3 separate regions of the Homo sapiens genome follow, and all the other regions are linked to region 3. The links are chromatin contacts, found by Hi-C or POLR2A ChIA-PET in ENCODE. All regions are on one chromosome and are shown on one strand. Each heading gives the region's core, a stretch centred on a gene start or an enhancer-like site at or near the end of the contact. The rest is flanking DNA. Distances are from core to core; before and after follow the strand shown. Region 1 overlaps NF2 (NF2, moesin-ezrin-radixin like (MERLIN) tumor suppressor). Region 2 overlaps NF2 (NF2, moesin-ezrin-radixin like (MERLIN) tumor suppressor). Region 3 overlaps MTMR3 (myotubularin related protein 3).

Evidence for each region. Hi-C counts contacts between places; a loop is a spot of excess contacts on that map. ChIA-PET counts read pairs that join two places held with the same protein, here RNA polymerase II (POLR2A).
Region 1: a map of dorsolateral prefrontal cortex shows a loop between it and region 3 (2.0-fold over the local background). The contact joins two enhancer-like sites. A Hi-C loop is called at or near these places in 3 of 168 maps with a recorded cell type or tissue (dorsolateral prefrontal cortex and heart right ventricle).
Region 2: a map of esophagus muscularis mucosa shows a loop between it and region 3 (2.2-fold over the local background). The contact joins two enhancer-like sites. A Hi-C loop is called at or near these places in 3 of 168 maps with a recorded cell type or tissue (ectodermal cell, esophagus muscularis mucosa and psoas muscle). POLR2A ChIA-PET finds 5 or more read pairs at or near these places in 1 of 52 experiments (activated naive CD4-positive, alpha-beta T cell).

The regions. Positions count from the first base shown.
Region 1 is chr22:29,688,189-29,691,530 of GRCh38, reverse strand. The region is part of intron 15 of NF2 (NF2, moesin-ezrin-radixin like (MERLIN) tumor suppressor); the gene reads right to left. Among named protein-coding and RNA genes, the nearest start is that of CABP7-DT, 30 kb to the left of the region's middle. RefSeq lists enhancers at 1-302, 1,586-2,086, 2,306-2,805, 2,806-3,307 and a silencer at 1,502-1,733. Within about 2 kb of position 1,535, at least 4 of the 41 ENCODE cell types and tissues checked have a DNase peak (open chromatin) inside an H3K27ac peak, as active enhancers do; they include dorsolateral prefrontal cortex, where a contact is called at or near this core.
Region 2 is chr22:29,632,405-29,635,770 of GRCh38, reverse strand. All of the region lies in intron 1 of NF2 (NF2, moesin-ezrin-radixin like (MERLIN) tumor suppressor), which reads right to left. Among named protein-coding and RNA genes, the nearest start is that of NF2, 30 kb to the right of the region's middle. Within about 2 kb of position 1,715, at least 2 of the 41 ENCODE cell types and tissues checked have a DNase peak (open chromatin) inside an H3K27ac peak, as active enhancers do.
Region 3 is chr22:30,025,386-30,029,111 of GRCh38, reverse strand. It overlaps MTMR3 (myotubularin related protein 3), which reads right to left. Exons shown (of 20, transcript NM_021090.4): 20 at 1-3,482. The coding sequence ends at 3,311. The region is part of intron 3 of HORMAD2-AS1 (HORMAD2 and MTMR3 antisense RNA 1); the gene reads left to right. Among named protein-coding and RNA genes, the nearest start is that of MIR6818, 20 kb to the right of the region's middle. Within about 2 kb of position 1,739, at least 7 of the 41 ENCODE cell types and tissues checked have a DNase peak (open chromatin) inside an H3K27ac peak, as active enhancers do; they include dorsolateral prefrontal cortex, where a contact is called at or near this core.

The DNA.
Region 1 (3,342 bases), core at 286-2,785, 340 kb after region 3:
TAAACACATGAAAACCAGCTAACAAGTTTCCTGGTTCCCCTGCGATGCTCTCATACCCTAAGGTGTGCAGGCCCATCAGTGTTAGGTACATCTTCCTGCTCAGCAACCGGCCTGGGTCCCTCTACACTGCCCAGCAACACCTGCTTGCTAGAGCCAGAAGAGGCCTCCCAAGAAGGCCTTCACCTTGTCCTATGTTGCACTGTGAGTTGAGCACTGAAGCCACTCTGGTGAGTCCCATTCCCACCCTGAATTCCAAACAAAAATGTCCATGCTCCCTTTGGCAATCCAGCAACAGCCCTCCCCTTGCCCAACCTTGCCTGCCTGGGGAGTGGAGTCCCCCCAGGAGGGCGGGGAATTCCTCGCATGCACAATGAGTATCTTGAAGGTTATCCAGGAAGAAGAGGTCTCCAAATTTCAGCAGGTAATGAAGCAGAAGCACCTCAGGGTGTACAACCAGGGTCTCGAGGACAGTGGCTGCACCAGTCTGGGACTTGCCAAGTCTGGTCAACTGCCTTTGAATCCTTCTGAAGACAAGTGAGCCAAGCTCTGGTGAACCTGACCAGTGACGTCTGTCATGCACTGTCCTTCAAAACTTTCACTGAATCTAGACAAGGTCCAACCATGGGAGTCCCGCAGCCAGGCCCAGTTCCTTGGGCAGGCTATAAACCCAAGGGCCCTGCTCAGAGTCTCCAACCCAAAGCGCTCCTGCCAGTTCCCTGAAGATGCCTACAAGAACATGAAGCCTCCGCACCAGGCATGGGCTGACCCGCTGCTCTCCTCCAGCTGTCTCTTCACATCTGATTAGAATCAGCCGTGTGAATAACACAGGAGGAATTAAGTTCTCTCTCGACTGAACCGGCTGCTCAAGTCTGTCACTAATCCAATTCCATTCTGAGGAGACGAACTTCCTTTTCTTTCTCTGGGGCAGATCTATGAGGCTTTATTGCTATCTGACTGTTCATCTTCACATCCCCCCTCTGATCCACTTGTTGGGTCCTGGCTTTTACTTCCTGCCCAACATCGAGACTCAGCCCCGGCAGGGTCCCTTTTCCCCTGCCCACTTGTCCATAAAACTGCCAGCTGTTTGTGACAGCCAGCAGGCTGTGAGACGGCAGGGGAGAACTTAGGAGAGTTCCATTCTGGCAGAGCTGGGCCTCCTTACGCTCCCCAAATTGTGTGTGGTGTGACAAAAACAGACACATCCACCCAATCTAAACAAGTTCAGATTCAGGAGACACATCTGTCTACTTAAAAAGACAGAAGAGGCTGGCTAAAAGAACCTGGTACCCAGCCGGCACTCTCTAACCCAGGCATGCAATCTGCATCTTCAACTGTTCCTCCTCACTGCTACCTGAGGATTTTGGGTGGCCCATTAGGGTACTTCTGAGAAATGGCCCCAGGGTCTGGAGAAAGCAAGCCTGGAAGGCACCTGTGACAAACATTCTCCTGCTGCCCTGCCAGCAGCAGACGGCTTCCAGCTACAAAGCCTCCGCCAGCATCGTTCCTGAGTGCCCCCTGCTGGAAAACCACAGCATGAGGCGCACGGCCAACTCTCCTTCCAGCTCTCCTCTAAAAGCCCTTTTGGGGGATCGTTTCCCAAAGTGATGGGAGGGTAACTAAATGTATTCCGGCACGGAGCCTGCAGCAGCAAGGCTGCTTGATTAAGAATGAATTACACTTTCATCAGCACAGACAGAAAATTGATTCACAAGGCTGCATTGTGATCATCTTGTTCCTAAAGCAAGGGAAGGTTGGGGGAGACACAGAGCTACTTTGGCTATCAGTGGTGAGAGAAAGGAAGCTGTACAATTAAGCTGGGGAACAAAACTAATCAGAGCACCAGGATTCCTTCAACTAGTCTCTGGGGGCCTTGCCTCAATCCACTCATCCCAGGGGAGGAGAAAAGAAGGTAGGAGGGGACCATCTCATTCATTTTAAACAATAAGACTCACAGTACTGAACCCATTTTAGATACTAACCTAATAACTCCAGGCGCTGGGTCTCTGCTTGTCCCATAAAAATGCAGTGGAATTGAAATGTGAGCCCTAAAATCATGTTACACTTCCTCTCCACTACTACATATTGAAAACGAAGGAGCGGGGGAGGGTGTAGACACAAAAGGACGTGCAGATCCTCTGGCACCGGATCCACAGGGAGAAAGCAGACTCAGAGCAGAAAGGTGACAGCTGAATCCAGCAGCAGCAAATTCCAAAAGAATCTTTGGTTTGGGGTGTGGGAAACCTTCCCCCTTCCAAATAAGCAAAGAGGAAGGGCCAGTAAAGGGGGATGGCTGTACTAAGTGGCCAGATCAAGCTTTTCTTTACTTTCTCTTTTTTTTTTTTTTTTTTTTTTTGAGACGGAGTCTCACTCCGTTGCCAGGCTGAACTGCAGTGGCGCGATCTCCGCTCACTGCAGCCTCTGCCTCCTGGGTTTAAGTGATTCTCCTGCCTCAGCCTCCTGAGTAGCTGGAACTACAGGCGCATGCCACCACGCCCAGCTAATTTTTGTATTTTTAGTAGAGACAGGGTTTCACCATGTTGGCCAGGATGGTCTCAATCTCTTGACTTCGTGATCCGCCTGCCTCGGCCTCCCAAAGTGCTGGGATTACAGGCATAAGCCACCGCGTCCGGCCCAGATCAAGCTTTTCTGCAGTCTGGCTAGGGACAGCTGCACCCAAATGCCATATGGTGATGTGCACAGTGGGAGCACTATCCACACACTTATCCTACACAGAGGTGGAACGAAAGGCCAAGTCCACCCCAATGAACAAATCCAATTTGTTATTAGCGACTTTATCTGCTCTCAAGAGAAATCTGCCACTGAATACCCAAGGGGCCCTTTTTGTGTATTAATCCCTGAGGGACCCAAAGCAGCAAAAGCTGCCTGAAAACCTGTCTACCTGCTTTGCAGGCTGCCCTGTGGCACTGGCCGGCGGGGCCCTCCGCTGCTCCTCTGTTCCTTCCCCTGACAAATGGCCTAATGGGCCTGATTCACCTCACTGGGCAGGTGGCGGCTATCTACTGAGTGGTCTGAGCAAGAGCCTTAGGAAAAAGGTCCAGATAGACTGATGTCATTTTAAAATTGCCAACATCAAAAGAGAAATCACAGCAAGGATCATGAGAACAGAACCTCGGGCTCGCAGAACGAGTTTGCATCTGGCTCTTCCCTCCCACTGTTGCAGCAACGAATCCGGTGCCGAGGAGAGCTGCACTGAAACACATCTTCAGTGCCGAGGGGCCGAACAGGGTGTTTTACTGCCTCAAATAAGGCCTGGTAATATCCTCAGGCATCTCCAAATGGTGGTAAAGTACCTAGGCAGGCAAGGCAGGTTTGTAGGCTCTT
Region 2 (3,366 bases), core at 466-2,965, 390 kb after region 3:
AATCTTTCGACAGACATGGGAAAAATGAGACCACTCAATTGCAGAAGCATCCGTCCCTTCCTGCCCTCATTAGAAATCTCCACTCAAAGTCTTGGCACACTGAAGATGTATATAATGAAAAGGAATGAAAAAAATTCTTAGGCAGCCGGGCGTGGTGGTTCACACCTGTAATCCCAGCACTTTGGGAGGCTGAGGCAGGCGAATCATGAGGTCAGGAGATCGAGACCATCCTGGCCAACATGGTGAAACCCTGTCTCTAGTAAAATACTAAAAAATTAGCCAGGTGTGGTAGCGCATGCCTGTAGTCCCAGCTACTCGGGAGGCTGAGGCAGGGGAATCACTCGAAACCGGGAGGCGGAGGTTGCAGTGAGCCGAGATCATGCCACTGCACTCCAGCCTGGCGACAAAGCAAGACTCCATCTCAAACAAACAAACAAAAAATCTTAGGGTTTAGAGACTTGCTATAAAACCAAGAAGGGAAAAATAAGTTAGACCTCTGATACCTGATTGGTTTTTGCTAAAACCTGATTCTACAGGGGAGTTTTCAAGTAGGCTTTTCATTTTTAACACATATGAATGAACAGTGGGTTCTCTACAAGGTACTCAACAGGAAAGCCCATCCCTTCTCTGTGTTTGCAGTCAAAGTCAAGCAAAGCAGCAACCTAGATGGAAGAATATCAGGACCACAGCAGACAAGTAGCTGAGATGCATACTGGCTTTTATCTTTTAGCAGGGCCGTTTCTCCTATCTGTCCTTCAACTTCTGCCCTGTCTCCTCTCTGACTATAGTGGGGCCACTGGAACACTATAAAGATTGAGGTCTTTAGGGATTATTTTGAGAAGAATAAAAGAAAATGATGAGTTTTATTTTTAACAGATGATCTCCTTCCTCGTTTTTAAGGCTGAGTAATGGGCACATCCATTTCCCAGTCTGACAATAGGACAAAAAGCTTTTTAATTCACCAAAAGTTTTAATTCCTACAGGCAGACTTCACTGAAGAAATGTTATTTTGGAAAACTAGAAGTTTCAGGATGCTGATTATCCTCTTGTCTCTATTTTAAGGCAGCTCTAGTATATAAATTATAAATGACTACCTTGCTACAAGATAATGTAACATTAAAGAACAGGCATTAACTTGGAAAAGGTAAACACCCAAGGGTTGAGAAGATCAAGGTAACGATTCCCAATCTGCCATAACTCATGGTCATGGCTGGGCTGGGCTTTGGCAAGAAGGGGCTGTCTGTAAGTGGGGTGTGCAGTGCAGAGAAACAAAAGCTGCCAAGGGAATGATGAGTGAATTTCCTGACATGGGAGTTTAAATTCTCCAGCATAAAATTGTATTAATGCAGTTTTCCTGTATTCCCTTCTACTTTGTTTTTAAAATGCAAAACTGTCTTTGTTGAATGCAAAAAGACAATGTATTTGTCCCCTTGGCACTTGCAATACAGTGAGAAGTGCATCAACTCTGACACCAATTCAGAATGCCCTACTTAGATTTTTAACTTTGACACAAAGGATCGTAGACTGTCAAGAGTTGGAAATGAGCATGAGTAATTACCTAATGTAGACTCATACCCTTTTTGTGCAAATAAGGAAACTGAGTCACAGGATTCTTTGCCAGCTGCCAAAGCATACACTGGCCTTTTTCACGGTGATCTAACATAGGCAAACCGCAGACCCTAGAGTGCCTCTTTTCCTGTTCTGTGGGGTCCCTTTGTTCTTGCTGTCCAGCACTCCCCAGACACCTTTTCCAGTAAGTAACCAGTGTTTGAAACAAAATCCATTCTCAGAAGAGTCAGATATTGCTCGTTTACAGCTCAATGTGAATTAAGCCTCTGTTACCTCCCACTTATTCTTTCAACAAGGATTATAGAGCACACCCTACATGCCAACCAATGTTAGACACTGATGCTACAAAATGGTGGAAGCAGTGTTCTGCAGGAGAAACAGGCAAGACCTAGGTCAGAGAAGGCTTTAAAGAGCAAGTGAGAGTTAGATGCAGGAGAGAAGGAAATAAGTCTTTTTTTAAAAGTCATGCTTTCTACAGGAAACTGCAAGTCATCTTGTAAAGCTTAAACAGACAGGAGGTGGCATGGCGGGAATGGGGCTCCATTTGGGACCAGGTGGCTCAACTTCAGCCAAAAGCTGCAAAGTCTTTGAAGACCCTTGAGCAGACGAGTCATAGGCTCCAATCTGCAATCTGGATGGGCTCTGACAACAGGGTGGAGTATGAGTTGAACAAAAGAAGCCCTGGATCAAGAAGGCCAGAAAGTAGGCCAACCCCTGACATAAGGAAGGCAGTAGAAGGGAGAGAAGGCAGCCTGAGAAACGGAAAAGAGGCAGAGTCACAGAACAGGTGCCTGAACAGGACCAGAGGAGACAGAATTAAGAGGGACACCTGTGTGTCTGGCTTGAGTACCAGGTGGTTCCACTAAAGGAGAGATGGAATCAAGGAGAAGCAGCAAATCTGGCAGGGATAGACCAGCAATTAAGTTTTAGACAAGATGAGTGAAGGTGCCTGAGGAAACCAAGTAAAGACGTTCAAACATATTTGATTTAAAGCCCTAATTCCACTTATAAAATAAAATTTTGTCTTTAAGCAATTAAGAAGTCTTTCTGTTTGGTTAAATCTAACCTCAACATGTTGCTACCTACATCAGGTTCCACTTTCCAACAAGCCCTTCCCCAAATGCATGAGGTTTGCTCAGTCTTCCTAATTTGGGTTTCTACTTCTTTAAAAACAAGCGCCATTGGTCACAGTTGCTCTGGGTGGTTCTCAGGACACCCTGGGAAAAGAGGTCTTGGGGTGTGGACGGGACTTCCAGGTGTCAGCCAACTTGCCAGAATATGACCAAGCTCATCTTCAGTGTCATCACTCATCCACTATACCATGCTGATGCTGTGAAGTGACTCACTGTCCTCTGAACATCTCCCGAGACTGTAGGTGCCTCAGCACAAGGGCAGTATTAGTCCTCTTTCTGCTCCCCACAGTGCCCAGGCAAGTGTGTACATACAAGACATGGCAAACAATGGCTGTCCACAGGACGGACTGTGGACGGACTTGACTACTTCAAAAACCCAAAACTCAAAGACTTAAAGCCAGTTAACTCCCGCTCACCCACCTCTTCCACAAATAGTTAGTGAACACACACATTGTGTCCAAGCACCGCCCAAGGTGCAGGGGACAAATGGGGAAAAAGAAACAAGTCTCTACACTCAGAGGACTAGGATATGAACTAGCTGGGAAAAGATAATCACCTCCTTCATCGCACACATAAAAACCCCAGGAGTGGGCTTTCAGCACTATAACACTTGTGAGTGCCACAACAGGACACCCAGCGGCTGTGGGAACCTCCTATCCTGGGC
Region 3 (3,726 bases), core at 490-2,989:
GGCAATTCCTTGCCTTGGATCCTCACTGCACCTGCTTCACCAGCATCTTGGCTCTTCATCTCCCTACCCCCAGAGAAGCTTTCCATTTAGGAGCTCGCAACGCCCTTCCTAGGCCATGCCAGTGTTTTAATTTGCTGGAGACTAGCCCACAGGAACAATAGTGGCTGTGTGTAGACACGATGGCCATGGCACACACTCATGGTTTTCACAACTTCATATGAATACACAGACTGGGCTGCCTGGCGGACTGAGGGTAGCTGAGATGGCACATTCTCCTTCCACAGAAGAATGATTTCTTGTTTTCAAACGCCTGCTGGGTGGCACTTACGGCTTTCACACTAGAACCAGCTCAGCTGGCTCTTTGTGTTTGTATACTTTAGGTAGAAGGTACATTCAGAAAGTGACCCTAGAGAGACTGCCCCAAAGAGTGAAGGCCTCTGGGGAGCTCTGAGCAGGTCACTCTGGATCTTAGCCAACTCACCACAGATGCTGGGCTGGCGCCTCTGGAGCAAGGCACCCCTCAATACCAACCTTCCCGAGGGAGGAACAGCATAACATATCTCACCCACAGACCCATGTGATGGGAGGGATGCCCAACAGTGCTGTAGGGTAAAGAAAAATCTACCTCTGTGAAGAGCAAGAACTAGTATTGAAGTGACTAGATGCCACAGTCCTGCTGTAAGAGCTAAGGAGCAGAGGTTCCTCTCTGTGTGGAGAGAGGGCGGGAAGGAGACCTCTAGTTGACTGCATAACCCAATCACATCTAATTCCATTTCTGCCCCCAGTTCTCTCTGCCCACCCATAGTCTATCCTTCAAGAACAACAGGCAGAAGCATTTTCTCACCCCCACCCCACATCTCCTTCCACTCCCCGACTGAAGGGGCCAGAGTACTGGCTGCCCTGAAATCAGAGCAGCAGCTAAAAATGGAGCCTTGAGGCGAGAGGTAGTTGTAATGACTACTGATGGGAACTCTTCAGAGAAGGAGGAATAGCTGCCAGGTCAGATCCCTGACTGCTTTGCCCTCTTTTAGCCTGGGAGATTTTAGGAGCAAAATCACTGAGGAAATGCGTTCAGTGCTTGAACATCATGGTGAGGCTCCTTGCCAAGGTCTAGAGTCGGAAGGCTATCTGTAGCTTTCCTTTGCCAAAGGTCAGTTTCCCAGCAGGCCCTCAAACACTTCTGTGTGAGAGGGAAAAGGGACGAAGAGGGGATAAACCACAGGGCAAAGAATTAGGAAGTGTTAGCAAATGCTACCATGTGGAACACTCAACTTTATTTGCTTTATTTATATATTTAACAATTCTAAAGTATTTACTTCTTGCTTTGACAAAAAATGAAAAATATAGGAGCACTGACTGACTCCTCTTTAGGAGAAAAGGGTTATATGTACAGCTATGGAGAGTTACGGTTCCTCCTTTAACAAAGGAAAATATTAATAAAAAAGTGCTTCATCGATCAAAAAAGAGCTAAGAGCTGCAAGCATTTATTCACACTGTACATCAGACCCAAGAAACCCGTATCATAACCTCTTGGCACCTGTCACTAGGAAATGCACAATCTTCAATTAGACCAACTTTTTCCCTACCTGCACGACTAGATGACACAGAATGTGGAAAAGAACTACACCCTGTTTCACCACGTTCAAACTGTGTTGCCACTGGAAGTCAGAGACGTGCTCAGATGCTCTGGGCTTTGCCTGGACTGAGAGCACCAGGGAAGCCTTCTGGGCCACGCCTTAACCACACCCAGGCATGCACAGAACCACCTTCCTGAGACACACCTTGCCCTTGGTCAGGGAACTGCTACCAAGGGGAAGAGGAATACAGGGCAGGGCCAGAGCTTAAGCATTCCCTGACCTTACCCCTAGTCCTCACCATGATCCACCCTGTCACCAGTTAGCAGCTTTCAGCAGAGTCAAGCATGGCCTCCCCAAGAGGGAGGGCAGGCACAAAACATGGATGCCAAGATTACAAAGCACAAACCTAACTCTTCTCCAACCTTCCCCACACCTACCTCCACAAATATTCTTGATTTAAGGCTGTTTTTGGACCATATCAAAGCTCACTGAGGAAAGGTGCCCTGAATCTCCTCAAGGCCATGTCACTTCTCTAAGGAACCCTACGAAGTCACCAAGTGGCCCTTCACTGCTGGCCAGCAGCCAGACAAGTGCCCACTCAGACAGCCAGGAGTGGCAAAGGGGGACTGCTCAGCAGTTATTCCTGTCCCAAGAAGAGAAGAGGAGAAAGGCTGATTGTATGGGACCTGCTCCCTTTTCCAGGGGCTTGTAACTCTAAAGGCTGATTCTACCCCTTAAAGGGAAGATCCATGATTGGTTTGGTTTGGGAACGGGGGATTTCTGGAACCCTGAGTCTGGATTTCCCTGTGCTGGCTGAGGAAGAGATTGTTTAGGGGACCAGGCCCCAGAATGGGGACCCAGGTGTGTCTGGGCTCAGGGCAGGCTTTGGCCTTGACTGCATAAACATTTTGACCAGTCTGTACTCATGCCTGAGGGTGGGAAGTGCTACACAGCCTGGCCCAGGAAAGCAGCCCCCTGAAAGTAAAAGGAGCCCAAGACAATCTGGGTCAAGTTAAAAATGGGATCCCACGGGGGACAACATGACGGCTACCCACTCCCAGCCCCTCGCCTGCCTCAAAGGAGCATCCACTTTCCTTTCCCAAAGAGGCGCCTAAGGGGATGCCATTTACCGTGTGCCTCTCCCTCCAAACATCAGCCTCATTTATCCATCTGTGAGGGGACTGGCTCAGCTCCTCGCAGGAGGGAGATGATGCCCAGGGCAGTGCTCTTGGGGAATATGCTTCCAGCCTCCCCAGCAGCAAAGGGTTCCCAACCAGCTCTGATGTGGCGGTGGCGTGAGGAATGGTTGCATGTTAGCACTGGCTTTCTTCCCTGCTCACGGTCTCAGATCTCCATACTCCTGGCTCTGACCACCATCCTCCCACCCGGAAGAAACAAGCCATCCCTCAGTGTCACGTGACAGCAGGCAGCTCGGCAGTTACAGTGGGCCTGGCAACCCTTGGTCTTCCATCAAAAAAAAAAAAAATTAAGACAACCAAGGGAAAGTTTCCTTTTTTGAAGGCAGAGGAGGAGGATGGAAAAGGTAGGGAGGGAGTAGGGGGACAGGAAAGAAAAATCAATCTACAATCCAGTGGTGCATCCCAAATCTGTCACTCTGTACAGGTGGTTCCACGCTCCCATTCCAAAGTGCACGGGCCTCTCGGTCTGCCCAGGTTGAGTGGGCCTGTCATAGGAACAGCAGCTTGGCCACTGCCCACCCAGGTCACTGAGCTTCAGTTGGAAGTGGCAGCAATGGGCTTATCCAGTTCAAGGTCAATGCTGGAGCTTGTGGGATGTAGGCTGCTATAGCAAGACTTGCATACTCGACTGGGTTCAAAGAGCTGCTGGCTGGGAACTGGAACCTTCTGGTTACAACAACTGGAGCAGAATACGTTCCCACAATTCCTTGAGATGAGAAGAAACAGAACAATGTTAGTTTTGGCCAGCAGGTATGCGGAGGGAAACCAACTTCAAAAGACAAACTTTGCCGTGTGTAATTTGCATGTGCTGGAGCTCCTTGAGATCAAACCCTTTCATCTCTCTAGCCCAGGAACAAGCTGGGTAGGGAGGGTGTCCCTACCTAGCAGAGTCACATGTCATTTTCACTTTGGGGCCAAGGATTCTTGGCTGCCTCACCACTGACTCAAAA